2 separate regions of the Homo sapiens genome follow, and region 2 is linked to region 1. Evidence: chromatin loops called from intact Hi-C (ENCODE). Cell type or tissue: heart right ventricle. All regions are shown on one strand.

Evidence for each region. Peaks named below come from ENCODE experiments on the same cell type or tissue, not always from the same donor. Only the 100,000 strongest peaks of a DNase experiment are listed, where the experiment ranks them.
Region 2: a loop joins it to region 1, with 2.3 times the contacts of the local background. A loop is called at or near these places in 29 of 110 quality-filtered maps.

Annotation. Positions count from the first base shown.
Region 1 is chr6:159,687,654-159,695,653 of GRCh38, forward strand. SOD2 (superoxide dismutase 2) reads right to left here and starts at 5,588. Exons shown (of 5, transcript NM_000636.4): 1 at 5,492-5,588; 2 at 5,008-5,210; 3 at 473-589. The coding sequence starts at 5,514. RefSeq lists an enhancer at 4,831-4,900 and silencers at 5,271-5,450, 5,651-5,940, 6,621-6,790. In heart right ventricle, a CTCF peak has its summit at 3,765; DNase peaks (open chromatin) are centred at 5,128, 5,898 and 6,798; H3K4me3 peaks cover 4,287 bases; H3K27ac peaks cover 5,133 bases.
Region 2 is chr6:159,936,740-159,944,739 of GRCh38, forward strand. No RefSeq gene overlaps it. Among named protein-coding and RNA genes, the nearest start is that of IGF2R, 28 kb to the right of the region's middle. RefSeq lists an enhancer at 5,029-5,148. In heart right ventricle, CTCF peaks have their summits at 5,162 (motif pointing left) and 5,365; a DNase peak (open chromatin) is centred at 3,002; H3K27ac peaks cover 645 bases.

The DNA.
Region 1 (8,000 bases):
TACAACTTTTATCATACTCGTTGTTATGAAAAATATGCCACTATGATACCTCTGGTAAGAATAAGGTAACTTAGGCCAGGCACGGTGGCTCATGCCTGTAATCCCAGCACTTTGGGAGGCCAAGGTGGGCAGATCATGAGGTCAGGAGTTCAAGACCAGCCTGGCCAACATGGTGAATGAAACCTCATCTCTACTAAAAATGCAAAAATTAGCCAGGCGTGGTGGCGGGCGCCTGTAATCCCAGCTACTTGGGAGGCTGAGGCAGGAGAATCACTTGAACCCAGGAAGCGGAGGTTGCAGTGAGCCAAGACTGCGCCACTGTACTCCAGCCTGGGCAACAAGAGCAAAACTCTTGTCTCAAAAAAACAACAACAAAAAAAACAAAAAACAAGTATAAGGTAACTTCAGTAAATCAACAATCGATTCCTACTGTGCACAAAATGTAGATAAGGGTGCACCAATATATACCAACCTTTGGGTTCTCCACCACCGTTAGGGCTGAGGTTTGTCCAGAAAATGCTATGATTGATATGACCACCACCATTGAACTTCAGTGCAGGCTGAAGAGCTATCTGGGCTGTAACATCTCCTGAAAAGTTAAAATGCAAACACATTTTTTTGTAACTCCTACTTTTTCAACCACTGTATACATTATATTTTTTTCTTTGTAAGCTATTAGATAATGGGACCAGCTTATCTATAACATCCGTTTGTCCTAAAATTCAGCACCCCCCCGCCCCAAAATTATTTGTCCCAGACATGCTGAACAACTGATGAAGGACCTAGCAGAGGTGGAAAAGCTAGAAAATTCACTCCTGGCTGCTAGGCTCAGGGATCTCTTAGATAGAAGAGATTTTAGGAAATGAAACACCAAAGAGGACAATCAAAATAATAGAATGCTAAAATGTATGGCTCAACATACAGACTGTACAGAAAACCTTCAACTCTCACTTTCAAGACAGACGACGATTCATTGGGAAATATCTCCAAGTCACATTAACAAGAAACTCAACATACTCAAAATTGAACTCCTGATGTTCTACCCCAAACTTACTCCTCCTATTGTCCTCCACGTCTCAGTAAATGCCAGCTCTGTCCCTCAGGACATCCTTGGGAACCTGATGTCATTTTTGACTCCTCTCCCTTCACCCCACATCCAATCCACCAGCATATCCATTAGCAAAGCCAGCTCTACCTTTAAAATACATCCAATCTATATAAAAGCACACAGAGAAAAATAAAAGAAAAAAATAAAACACAAGCAGAACCTAATCCCTTCTCCCTAACTCTACTGCCACCTCATTGGGACAGAGGACCAGTATTTCTCACTGCACTGGTGCCACTATCCCCTCAGTTTTGGGGGGTGGGGGTGGGCCTTGCCCCCTCCAAAGGCTCCCCTTCTCACTGGAGCGAACCCTAGGTGTTTACACTCAGCTACTCTTACTACCAAGAGGCGCTGCACTTGACCCCGTCATTGAGCACGTGCTCACGCAGCTGCAGCCTCACTGGCCTTTTTGCACTCACATGACCAACTTGGATGTTCCCCTCAAGGCTAGCTGAGCACTGCTGCCTCTGCTGAACACTCTTCCCCAAGACAGTCTCATGCTGCGTTCCTGTTCCTCCTTCAAGTCTCCACTGAAACATCAACCCCATCAGTGAAGCCTTCTCTAGCCACCATACATGAATTAGCAACTCCCTGCCACCCCTCCCAGACCCTTTACTCCTTCTCAATAGGCCCTGTAACTCCTGGCATACTGCATGGGTACCTTGCCAAATAAGTAGGCAAAATAAAATAGTCTTTTCTATGCCTTCAAGAAGCTACAGACTAAATGAACTATTAATATTAGAAAAAAATGGAAATCCTCTTGTTTAATAAATATTTTGTGCATATTATCCACAAGATACCAAGAGAAGCAAAGTAAAGGACACAGAGACCCACTGAGAGCTTTGCTCTCAAGGAGCTTACATTTTGGAAAAAGTTCTCAACTGCTGTTCTGAAAGTGTACGTTAAGAACATATGTCTGGGCCGGGTGCGGTGGCTCACGCCTGTAATCTCAGCACTTTGGGAAGCCGAGGCGGGCAGCTCTCTTCAGGTCAGGATTTCAAGACCGGCCTGGCCAACATGGTGAAACCCTGTCTTCACTAAAAATACAGAAATTAGCCAGGTATGGTGGCGCGTGCCTATAATCCCAGCTACTCAGGAGCATGAGGCAGGAGAATGGCTTGAACCCAGGAGGCAGAGGTTGCAGTGAACCAAGAACACGCCACTGCACTCCAGCCTGGGCGACAGGGCAATACTCCGTCACAGAAAAAAAAAAAGAAAGAGAAAGAAAAAAACATACATACAAGGCCAGGTGAGGTGGCTCACGCCTGTAATCCCAGCACTTTGGGAGGCTGAGATGGGCGGATCACTTGAGGTCAGGAGTTCCAGACCAGCCTGGACGACATGGAAAAACCCTGTCTCTACTAAAAAACCCACAAAAAGTAGCCAGGCGTGGTGGCGTACGCCTGTAATCCCAGCTACTCAGGAGGCTGAGGCAGGAGAATTGCTTGAACCCAGGAGACGGAGGTTGTAGTGAGCCGAGATCACATCACTGCACTCCAACCTGCGGGACAGACTGAGATTCCGTCAAAAAAAAAAAAAAAAAAAAAAGTATGTCTGACTAGGCACGGTGGCTCACACCTGTAATCCCAGCACTCTGGAAGGCCGAGGTGCGTGGATAGGGGAGCCCAGGAATTCAAGAGCAGCCTGGGCAACATAGTGTGACCCCGTCTGTTTTTTTTAGACAGAATTAAAAAAAAAATTTTTAAAAGGAACATACGTAGACAATGCTGCTTTCTGAAACAAGCTCCAGTTGTTTAGCGATTCAGAAAGGAGAGAACCAACTGATATCTGAATACACAGCTAATCTCAAAGGGTTTTTTAAAGACACCAACTTTTTTTTTCCTTTGTTAGGTTTACAAACAGTTTTTTATAGATCTGTGTTTCCCTTATTAAATTTTCTTGAGAGTCACTCTAAAAATAGATGTAACTTTTCTATTGTTTTTTAATAAATCAATAGTAACTGAATTTTTAAAATGGGAAAGATACATGCTTAATGAGAGATAATTTAATAATCTTAACATCTTACAGTTTGCTTACTCATTTTAAAATTAATAAAAATTGAGGGCTTAATATCTGCTTTTAAGAACACTTTTCTGAAATTCAACATTTTATTTGGTTTCAGTTTAGTTTTTGCCTCAAATAATAATAAAAGTCAAATGCTTTTTGTTGAAAAATATTCATATTAGTCAGTTAAATGTGATGAGATTATGACATTGTTTTATCTTTTTTCCCCAAGTTTTCAAACATGAAAATCTTTTTAATAATTTTTAAAATATGTTTAAGTAAAAGAAAGCTCTGCAGGTACTCAATCACTTATAAACAATATAGTACAATACAATAAAAAGCTTTTTTCCAGTGGGTTGTATTACATAAGTAAGGCTCTGATTCCACAAGTAAAGGACTGAAATTAAGTTGTTTTTAAAATACTGAAGAGAAAGGTTCCTGGTGTCAGATGTTGCCTTACAGGAAGTACTTTCACAACTGGGGTATTCCCCAGTCTCTCCCCATTACATGTTTCCCAAATTTGTTATTTCCTAAATCACGGGGCCTTTTCCCGTAATTCAAGGTTCGTCTGTCTCAAGTAAATCTTCCAGAATGTGGTAACTTCCTCCTCTTTTAATCATTTACTTCAAACACAATCAGGCTGAAATACTGCATTTTTCCACTAGATGCCTCCAGTCAACAAGATGTGACTGTCTAAAAATTACTCAACAAATTTCATAACCCCGAAATTCAAAACATTTAAGGAAAAGTAAACATTTTTTACTACGTAGCTTACCAAGCAATACAGAGAGTCTAAAAAACATGACTATCGATTATCTTCCTTGTGCAAACCACTAACGAATAAATTAAAAAGACAATACTATTTTGTAAAAAACGTTAAAACATAACATTCCCATACACACCCCCAAAAGGCACAGACTCAAAAAGTCCACATACCCCTGGTTTTATCAACCGAGCTCTTGAGAAAAAAAAAAAAAGTTAACAACATATATTTTAATTGCATTACAAATATGAGTAAATAGTAAATAAAAACAAGCCTGTTTCAGTTTCCCACTAAAGGGCTATTTTCCTTGTGAACTTTGACCCCTAAGGGAAATCAAGAAAAGTATCAAGTCTAAAGATCCTGAACTGTTCCACAGTTAGGTTACTGCTTTTTTGGTAACGCACACCACAACGGTGTGCCTCCTCCTCTCCCACCTGAAGTCAAGTGGGCTCAGTGAAGTTTCACCTGCAGGGTAGCTGGGGATGCAGGGAGTCTCCAAGTCCTAGGCTGGAGTCCCGACCCCGTTTGCTCTCAGGAAGATGACAAGGACCATGGTTCCTAGCACGGAGTAGTGTCCTCCTGTCTCCCACCTTCAGTGTGACCTGGCAGTAAGACACCACTCCCACTTCTATCAGGAGGTGACCCTGACACTCAGAGACACCTGCGGACCCGATGATGTCTGGCCACCAGTGGACAGGCGCTCTCAGCCCTCCTGCAAACGGCTGGCACACCTACCTGAGAGACCAAACATTTCCCCAAAGCACATTATACAACAAGAACAATTTCAATTTGCAAAAAAAACGAGTGACACAGTAGAGCTTTCTTTTCAGGCCCTACAATTCACCAGTGCTGGCAATATGTGTAACGGAATGTGGCTCACAACAGTAAGGCAAGCTCCTTCGCAGGACCCCAAGTTCCCTGAGATGACAGAAGTGTGTTCAAACCCATCGAGGCACTCCTTCTACAATGAGGTAGACCATGTGTTTAAAAGAGAGACTATCGTGCCTGGAAAACTCGGAACCGGTACAAATACGAAGCGAGTTCTCCTCCACGGAGAGGCCCGTCCGTATGGGGCCTGGCTCCCTGGGGTCGCCTCTGCCGGGGACTGCCTCCCGCCGCTCAGCCTGGAACCTACCCTTGGCCAACGCCTCCTGGTACTTCTCCTCGGTGACGTTCAGGTTGTTCACGTAGGCCGCGTGGTGCTTGCTGTGGTGCAGCTGCATGATCTGCGCGTTGATGTGAGGTTCCAGGGCGCCGTAGTCGTAGGGCAGGTCGGGGAGGCTGTGCTTCTGCCTGGAGCCCAGATACCCCAAAACCGGAGCCAGCTGCCTGCTGGTGCTGAAGACGAGAAAGCACAGCCCGGTCAGTCAGCGCCGCGGGACCGTCTACGCAGGCTGGGCTGCCGAGGAACGGCAGCGCGCGGCGTCCCCCGAGTCCCCGCGTCCCCTCCCTGCGGATCCCCGCTCCAGCCGCCGCGCCGGGCACTCCCGGGAGAACCGCCTGCAGGTGCCCCGGTCCCGCCAGGCCCGGTGCGGCCACTGTCGCCATTGCCGCGGAGGCCCTGCCCGCCGCGAGCCCCTTCGCCCTTGGGGCCGTGACCGGGTCCCCTTTCTTCTCACCCGCACACTGCCCGGCTCAACATGCTGCTAGTGCTGGTGCTACCGCTGATGCCGCCGATCTGCTGAAGCCGCTGCCGAAGCCACCACAGCCACGAGTGCCGCTCCTGCGCCGCCCGCGGGCCTTAAGAAAGCGCGGGGAGCAGGGCCGCGACCCCAGCTGCGCCGCAAGGGCACCGCCGCCCCGCCCCCCCCCCCCGCGGGCCCCGCCCCGCGCCCGCCGCGCCCAACCCCGGGGGTGCCCTGCGTGCCTGTCCCGCCCGCCCGCGCTTGCCGTACACCCCGCGCCCAGGGCACGGGAGAAAGGAGGCTGCAGGCTAGCCTCGGCCTCGGCAACCTCGCTGCCTGTCTGCCGTACTTGAGTGGCGCGCGGCCGAAGGGAGGCGGCCCCTGCCCCCGTGGAGTTGGTACGGCCCGAAGGCCCTGCCTCCGGCTCCGCCCCTGAGGGTGCCGGCGGGGATCTGGCTGCACTAGGCGGCTGCGGCGCCTGCCCCTGAGTTTTGGTTGCGCTGCCGGGGGGCCGCGGGGTCCAGAGGCCTCACTGCAAAAAGACATTCATACCCTCCCAGGGCCCCCGTGGCCGTTCCTAGGGAAGACGGGGCCTAGCTGCTGGTCAGCGCCGCCCAGCCGGCCTATGAGCTGAGGGTAGAGCCAGCGCCCTTCCAACCCGTATTCAGTACTCTTGCGCCGTACCCTTGCTTTGCAAGTAAGCCGACCTTGGGACCTATTCCAGGACAGGAGGCACACAGACTTTGTCCCCACCGGCTGCCTAAGAACAGTTCTTGGACACCCACGACGTGCCCGAGACTGCAGGCAGGATTTGCACACATTTATCTTTATTTTTACCCCTAGGGTTGGTATTATTGATTCTAGTAATAGTGAAATCCTTTGAGGTTAAGCAGCTTCTCCTGGGCACAGTTAACTGAGTCAGGACTAGTTCCCACCTTCCTCACTACTAAGCCCTGGCAGTCATGTTTTGTGTGTTTACAGTAACTCTGTGAACCAACTGTTCAGGATAACATAAAAGGACAACAGAGGATTCTTTCCTGCGCTGTCTTGTAGCCTAGTAAGCTGTTAAGTATCAAGTGCTCTCTCAACAGTTAAACAACAATCCTGAATGGTGTGAATCTTCCATGTGTAGAGGTTAGGAAATCTACACTGCCATTGGCGGGAGTTGCCCCTTTATTGAAAAGAATATGATGGAAGGTAGCAGGTGCTGAACCGTTTCCGTTGCTTCTTGCAACCCCCGTACAGCCCTCCGAAGGATGACTAGGCTTCCGGTAAGTGGAATGGGAAAACAGTCAGGCGAAGAGGAACCACCTGAACTTGGCTTCACAACAGGAAGGGCTGGGCTTGTTTACAGACGTCAGAAGAATGTAACTAGGGCTACGTGTTGGGGTGAAAAAGGAAATTCAGGCTGGGACCAGGTTATAGATACTCTTATTTTTTTAATTTATTATTTATTTATTTTTGAGACACAGCCTCGCTCTGTCGCTCAGGCTGGAGTACTGTGTCGCGATGTCGGCTCACTGGAACCTCTGCCTCCCGGGTTCAAGCGATTCTCCTGCCTCAGCCTCCCGAGTAGCTGGAATTACAGGCGTGCACCTCCACGCCCCACTATTTTTTTTTTTTTTGTATTTTTGGTAGAGACGGGGTTTCACTATGTTGGTCAGGATGGTCTCGAACGCCTGACCTCAAGTGATCTGCCCGCCTCGGCCTTCCAAAGTGCTGGGATTACAGGTAGGAGCCACGGCGCCCGGCCTATAGATACCCTTAAAACGCAGACAAGAGCAGGGGTTTGATGTGATTGTTAATTGGAAGCTGAGAAACATTTCTGCTGAGGTGAGACACACTGAAAGTGGTTTTTCAGGCAAGGTGGTCTGGCACTGACTTGGGGGGATGAAGGGAGTGCAGGCTAGTTAGGAAGCTGGTACATTCGTCTCAGCAGGAGGTACTGCAGGTCACTTTTAGGGCACTAGCTATGAGAACTGGAAGAAAAGGGCATTTTGAAGGATGAATCCACAGGATTCAGAGACAGATCAGTCATTGTAATGGAAAGACTTGATCTAGTGATAATGAAATATTCCTATTGGGAGGCTGAGCTCAGGCTACTTACTTGCACTTCTTGTTTGTATAGAGAGTGATACTTTGAGAGTTTAAAGCGACTCCTAGGACATGCCCTTTAGAACAAGCACCAAACGTTGGGGGCTGGTAGGACTGATAGCAGCAGTCAGGTAGAAGAATCTCCAACATCACACCTGTCATCAGCTACATCATTACAAAACACTACCATGACTGTGAGCACATCCAAGGTTGTGGGATATGGGAGGTAAAGAAAAGTTTACCTTGTCTACCACACCCAGTGAACAGGCTCCGTTTTCTTTTTCTTTTTGTCGCCCAGGCTGGAGTGCAGCGGCGTGATCACGGCTGATTGCAGCGACTTGCTGGGCTCATGTCATTCTTCCACCTCAGCCTCCCAAGAAGCTGGAACTACAGGTGCATACCACCATGC
Region 2 (8,000 bases), 250 kb after region 1:
CTCCATTTGTGTTATGCCAGAGCAGCGGTGATAGATGATGAGAGCCGGAAGTCCTCTTCTTTAACTTCCCATGCTTCCATACCTTCCATCAGCACTGAGATTTTTAGATTCTCCTGTGAAAAGACTTTCAAGATCTGCTTTTCTTATCTCTGATTAAACCAGAAAGAAAATGACTTGACCAGGGTTGAGGAGAAGGAGGAACAAAGGGAAGGGTGTTTGAACCAGGAAGGGTTGGGGGAGAAACAAAAACACGTTTGCTCCTGCTGCATGGAGCCATCTATGGCTGTTTCACAGCTTGAAGAAATGCACACCCAACAAATAGGAGTCTGTGGAAGACTGAAGATTTATGGTCATTTTTCAGTTGGGAAGATAATAAAAAAAGAGAGCCGTTACTTTTTATAATGGCTAGGCTGTTTTTCATTAGTTTTAATAAACCTTTCCTTTCCCTAACTTTTCTTCTAAACAGTTACTTGGACCTTTAACAAAAAACAACTTTTTATTTTAGAATAGTTTTAGATTTACAGGCAAATCACACAGATCATACAGAAGGTTCCACGTTCCCTGCTCCCCTAACTTTCTGTCCAGCCCTGCCCATTGCCCAGTGCCAGGCTCATGCAGGTCATCAATACCATGCTCCTAGGGAGACAGAGCTAGAGACAGCCTCTTTTCCTACTTCCTTCTTAGCATGTAACTGTCTCACAATTTCTGAAGATCGAGAGTGATGTTGGAAGAGGGAAATGAGGGACGGGAAGGAGGTACAATAAATTCTTTAATATTCCCAAATGTGATTTTAATGTCTAATTTCAGCCCCCGTGTCTGGAAATCTTTACAGAAACTGCTAGCAAGTGTCCAGAACGAGGGACACCCCGTAGTCCTTGTTCCTACAGGAGAGGGCACTCCTCCTTGCCAGTGGGAGTGGCTACATGAGGCCTTTGGTTTGCTGTCAGCTTGGCTCTGAGGCTGGTTTGGGGAGCCAATGATGGATGAATTTTCTGCAGAGCTTCCCATCATCCACAAAGGCCCAGAAAATTCTCTGTTGCAACTTGTTGGCAGCAGTGCTAAGACCCTTTGAGCAAAAGACAGGTCATGCTCACCTTTAAGAAGAGGTTGTAGGCTTTCCCCCTTGACTTGGAAGGAAAAAGGAATTCCAAATCTCCAGGATAAGATGGACCTCAGAGCCATTTTTAAACTTCTCATGCTCAAATTCCTCTACTGCAGTCAAAACAGCATGCCATTGGCATAAAGATAGACAAATAGATTAATGGAACAGAGTAGAGAGTCCAGAAATATACTCACACATATATGGACAACTGATTTTTGACAAAAGATGCTGGAACAGGTGCAAAAAAAAAAAAAAAAAAAGGAGAAGAAGAAGAAACTTAGCTCCTTGAATCCATAATTTAAAGTGTGTTCAAAAACTAACAAATGTTGGGTGCGGTGGTTCATACCTATAATCCCAGCACTTTGAGAGGTCGAAGCAGGTGGATCACTTGGGCCCAGGAGTTTGAGACCAGCCTAGGCAATAAGGGGAGACCCCATCTCTACTAAAAGAAATACACAAAATTAGCCAGGTGGGGTGACGTGCACCTGTAGTCCCAGCTACTCGAGAGGCTGAGGTGAGAGAATCACCTGAGCTCAGGAAGTTGAGGCTGCAGTGAGCTGAGATCATGTCACTGCACTCCAGCCTGAGCAATGGGAGTGAGACCCTAAAAAAACAAAAACCAAAAGCTAACAAATGAGATTATAGACTTAAATGTAAAATCCAAAACTATAGCATTTCTACAAATTATAGGAGAAAACCTTTGTTACCTTGGGTTAGGCAAAGAAAGATTTCTTACATACGGTGTCAAAAGCACCATCCGTAAAGTAACAAAGTGATGAACTGTACTTTATGAAAATTAAAAACTTGGCCATTGAAAAGGCTCTGTTAAGACAACGAAAAGATAAGCAATAAATGGGCAGAAAATATTCGCCAAGCATGTATGTGAAAAGGACTTTATCTAAAATATATAAAGAACTCTCAGAACTCAACAATGAAGAAACAAACAAGCCCATTTAAAAATGGGTAAAAACTTTGAACAGACGCTTCACAAAGAAGATATATGGGTGGCAAATAAGCACATGAAAAGCTGTTCTACATCATTAGACATTATCAGTAAAACCACAGTGAGATACCACTACATACCCATTAAGATGGCTGAAATTTAAAAGTCTGATGATACCAAGTGTTGGCAAAGATGTAGAAAAACTGGAAGTCTCAGACACTACTGATGGGAATATAAAATGGTACAACCATCTTTGCAAGTAGTAGACCCACCATGTATTCCATGCATTCCATCCATTCCACTCCTAGATACTTACCCCCCAAAAACTGATAAATGTCCAACGATAGGTGAATGGATACACTGGTATACCCATACAGTGGGATATTATTCAGCAATAAAACTGAGTGAACTATTGATACACAGGAGACAAATGTCAAAATTATGCTGAGCAAAAGAATCCACATAAAAAGGAGTACATACTATATGGTTCCATTTATATTAAATTAGAAAATTCCCTCTAATCTATGGAGACAGAAGACAGATCAGTGGTTGCTTTCGGGGGGCAGAAAGGTATACAAAGGAGGGACAAAGGACAGTTTTGTGGGGGATGGATGCGTTCACTATCTTGATGGTGCTGATGGTTTTACGGGTGTATGCATATGTCAAAACTTACCAAGCTGTTCAGTTTAAATGGACAATTTATTGTATATCAATAAGCAAGTCATTGCATGTTAATGATACCCCAATAAAGCTTTTTAAATTAAAAAAAAAAATCCCTTACTGAACCACTGCCAAGAGCTTTTCAGCAAAGCTCCCTTTATCAAAATCAGAGATAAGGCGGTGCCAAAACTGCAAATAAAATGGAGTCATTTGTACTGAATAAGAGGAAGTTTTCCAGTCACATGAGTTTTCTCCAGAGGGATTCAGTCAGTGGGACTGGGCCAGGGTGAACAGCAGGGCTGGCAGGTCAGCAAGTCCAAGAGGCTTCACTCCATCTTCAAGTTGAGTGTTCTCATCGCTAAGATGGCAGCCTTGGATAAGATGACCTTTAATACCCAAGACTTCATGGCAGTGGAAACACTGAGCATTTTCTATTGGTCTGGGTTGGGTTTCGTTCTCCACCAGGCACCGGCACTAGTGCTGGCCTTTGCGGCCCTCAACTCCTTGGCATGTGTGTCCTCAGGGTCAACATTAGCCCCTTGCGCCTGTGGGGAGGATTCATGGAGTGGTGTCAAAGAGTGCCTGGCTTGTTTTCTTCCTTTTCCTTATTCTAGTGGGAATGAAGTTCAGTCCAAGTCAGACATGCCAGAAATTGATTTTTTCTTTACTTTTCTGGTACTGAATTTAATTTCTACTTTGAGCCATCGACCCACTGTTGAGTAGAAATCAATTAATTTGGTTGGTGCCCTTCCTAAGAGTAAGTTCTAAGTTGAGGAAAGTTTATGTGGAGGCCTCTGGGCATGACGCTTGCTGGGGTCTTGTCCTCATCAGGGGCTACTCAGCAGTCGGTGCCCTCCACCTTCCTCTAGCTGAGCACCCACGGCTCATGATTCGATCTTCCCAGTGCAGCCTAAAGCCTCTTCAGGTTCAGCTCTCCTTGGTGTCTTCCACGCTCAGAAGTCTGAGGCATGTGACACAGTGGCTCATGCCTGTAATCCCAGCACTCTGGGAGACTGAGGCGGGTGGGTTGCTTAGGGCCAGGAGTTTGAGACCAGCCTAGGAAATACAGGGAGACCCCATCTCTACAAAAAATAAAAATAAGAAGTTAAAGGCATGGGCTTCAGAGACTGTTTGGATGGGAGGAAGGTCCCACATTTCCCAGCAAAGGCAGGAACTTTGTTTTTGCATCTGAAAACAACAGTGGGCATTAATTAAAAATAGTTTGACTCAGATCGGGCATGGTGGCTCACACCTGTAATCCCAGCACTTCGGGAGGCTGAGGTGGGAGGATTATCTGAGGTCAGGAGTTCAAGACCAGCTTGGCCAACATGGCGAAAACCCATCTCTACTAAAAATACAAAAATTAGCTGGGTTTGGTGGTATGCGCCTGTAATCCCAGCTCCTCAGGAGGCTGAGGCAGGAGAATCACTTGAACCCGGGAGGTGGAGATTGCAGTGAGCCAAGATCGTGCCACTGTACACCAGCCTGGGCGACAGAGCAAGACTCAGTCTCAAAAAATAAATAAATAAATAAATAAAAATAAAAATAGTTTGTCTCATAGGGTTGTTGTGAAAATTAAAGCAGTCAGTACTTAGAGCAATGCCTGGAATACTGTGAGTCTTCTGTAAATGACGTTTATTTTGTCACACTGGAGTCAGGGGAGCTTGTCTGCCCTTCTTCCTGGGCTCCTGGTTCCTTCAGGCTCTACCCAGGAAAGGTGGCTCTTGGGCTTCTGATCTTTTCTCTTCAAAATGATCCGGGGATTCTAGGGATGGAGAGGGCAGGGCTTCCATCTTTAGAGAGGTCTAGCTCCAGAAATCTTCATCCAGACTTGGGGAGAAAGTGCAAGAGAAGAAAGCCTTGCTACTCCTTGTCGTGCATTCTCCGAAAAAAATACATTCAAAAATATCTCCACCAGTCTTTCAAAATGCAAGGCCAATTACTACCCCTTTTCTGTCTGCGTTCTACCATCCTTTGAATGAGCCACAGGTGGGGGTGCCCTGGGTGACTGCATGTGGGTGGCTCAAGGACACAGGGAAATGGAGGGGGAAGCCCTGACTAACAGGTCCAAATGTTAACTTCCATCTGGTTCTCTGTGGGCTAAGAGGAGGCACCTAGTGCTAAGAAGCTGCCAGCAGAAGATGCCCTGGCAGCCTGACCACCCACAAGTCCTGACACTCGGATGGCCGCAGTCCACTCCTCCTGCAGGAGACAGGACCTACTGTGTTAGAGTCTCTGGTGGCAGGTGCTCGGGAGATGGGCATCACCTGTCGTGTAACACCCTTTGCAAAGACCGGGAGACATGGTGAGGATGGCCTGAAAGTCAAGTCAACTTCTATTCCATTTTCTCCTGGGGACGTGCAATGTGCTCTAAGGGCAGCCTAGTGGGTAGGCTACCAATGTTTTGGAAGATAATTCAAACTGAAAACGTTATATTGAAGCACGATGTCATTCTGCCATCTTGTGGCAGTATCATTCTCTGGATTCTGTGGTGATTGTGGTCTGTGGCTGTTAGAGATGTGGACTTACCCTGATGAGGACAAGTGCTTAGCCCTGCATGATGTCTTACTAACTACCATTAGGCTTTCTATGAAGAATGGATTATTTAAATAGGAAATCTATCATTAAGATGAATCTTTGAGGTGTATGAAACTTCAAATATTCATTTAGCAAATATTTATCTTCCTATATGCATGGAGCAATCCTAGGCTCTGGTGAAAAATGTGTAATTATAGTCTCCGTCTTCAATGAGCTTCAATGAGCTAGAGAATAAGGACAGTTTTCACACATACCTGTAATACAAGGCAAAAAGAAATAAATGTGTGTTATATGAGGAGCTCTGGATAAATGGAAAGAAGTTAACAGCACTGGACACTGGGAAGGGTGATGAAGAAAGTGGTGTTTGAGTCCAGGGAGTCACTGAATATCTTTGAGTAAAGGAGGGACATAAGAAAATCTGTGTGGCAGGAAGGTCACTGGGCTACTAGCTACTAGAGCAGTGATCCGCAAACTTTTTGATCAAGCACCTCTAACAAACCAACCAACCAAACCAACTAAGTGAGCATGCAACCAAACCAAAGCATTTTACTTAAGAATATAAACATTTATGGATCTAGCATGTACAAATTAAGATGTATATTAAAATAAAGAGATTAAAGTGATTTAAAAAAATAGTAGCCCAAGTATTTTCTTCTTGCATCCTATTGGATGTCCGGGTCCCCTGACTTTGAAGATTGCTGTTGTAGACCAGTTTGGGCAGGAAAATAGGGAAAAGAGAATCAGAAAGACCCTCGCAGGCCATGATGATAGTGATAGCGCAGACGAGAGATCACCTGGACCCAGGTAAGGTGGAGATGCAGGCAATGTAAGGTAATGGACAGACACTCAGAGACAGAAGTAGAGAATTGCCAGGAGCTTAGGGAGAGGGAACTGTTCAAGGTCATTCTGGGTTTGAGGTTTTGTTTTGTTTTAAAGTCTTACGCTATTGGAAAGATGAGGATTCATTTTAGAGAGAGTACAGGGGTAAAAGGCAGGTTTGTGAAGAAGATGGTGAGTTTGTTTTGTATAAGGTGAGGTTTTTGCACCAGTGAAATCTGTTTGTCTGTCCCCAGAAATCTGGAGATTTAGGACTGGACTCAGAAAAGGAGTCCCGAATGGAGCAGTGTCATCTGATTCAGATGTGATGTCAAACTTCAGGAATGTGTGAGGACACCCAGGGCAAGAGTACAGAGTGAGAAGAAAACAGAGCCAAGGACGAACCCACAAGGACACTGGCATCTAAGCGTGTTGTAGCTCAGGGTTCCTTGAGAAGTAGACTATGAGATAGAAACTTATGAGCAGGAAGTGTATTGGGGAGTGTTCCAGAATCAACAACCGTAAGGAGGGAGGATTGCTGGATTGGGTGGAGAAAGAAGTGGAAGTCTGATGTGGTTTCAACAGAGGCCTCAGCTGATCTCGTGAGGAGCTCTGAAATGAGGAGGGCCCTTCGAGGGATGGCTGTGGTGCGCTGAACTGGGTCCCCTGGTTCCCACCAGCTGGATTCCTGAGTCAGCTGTGTGGATCTCCTCCCAACTCCTCATTCAGTGATGTCAGGTTGATCTTGACATTGGCACAGTGGGAATATTTACACCATGAAAATTGCCCAATATTACAAACCAGGGCTTCCCCCATCCACCAGGAACAACTTGTTAAATATGTACCAGTATACACATTTATGTCCCTAATGAAGAGGGGAACTAAGTCTCTGCATCTTTTCATAAACTGATCATTGGATGCAGGCTGCCCCTGAGGAGAAGATGTTACTTTGGATGGGGTAGCCGCTTTCAGCTGAGGACTGTACCTAGAGAAGAACATAGCTGTGAAGCATAAAACATTTCCTAAATCTGGAGAAATTAGTGTCTTTGAATGTGAAGGGTGAATATGAACAACATACCACAGCATCCACTACAGCCTACCTTTTGCCCAACTGCTTCATATAGTGATTTAATCTCATCTAGAAACAGCTACTTCAGGATCTTAGTTACTCTCTTTTCCTGGGTAAATTTATGACAGTAATATTGGTTGCTATGGTTTGAATGTCCTTCTCCAAACTCATGTTAAAATTTAATTGCCGTTATGACAGTATTAAGAGGTGGGACCTTTAAGGAGCTATTAGGTCATGAGGGCTCTGCCCTCATAAATGGATCAATGCTGTTATTGCAGAAGTGGTTTTGCTATTGCAGGCATTCAGCCCTCTTCCTCTTTTTCTTTACACTCACTCACCCTCCCACTTTCTGCCATGGGGTGACACAGAAGGCCCTCACCAAATGTGGGCCACTTGACCTTGGACTTCCCAGCTTCCAGAACTGTGAGAAATAAATCTCTGCTCCTTATAAATTACCTAGTCTGTGGTATTCCATTATACCAGCAGAAAACAAAACAAAAAGAAAATTGGTACCAGGAGTGGGGTTGTTGCTGTAACAAATATCTGAAAAGTGGAAGTGGCTTTGGAACTGGATAATGGGTAGAGGCTGGAAGAATTGGGAGGAGAAGGCTAGAAAAAGCCTACAATGCCATTAATGGCAAATCTGGTGAGGGCGCAGAAGAAGACCCCAGAACTACAGACAGCCTAAATCTTAGAGATTACTTAAGTGATTGTGATCAGAATGTTGGTATAAACAAGGATAGTAAAGGCCATTCTGATATCTCAGATGGTATTGGGAACTGGAGTAAAGGCCATCCCTGTTATATGGTTGCAAAGAACTTTGCAGGATTATGTTCTTGTCCTAGGACTTTATGGAATACAGAATGTAAGAG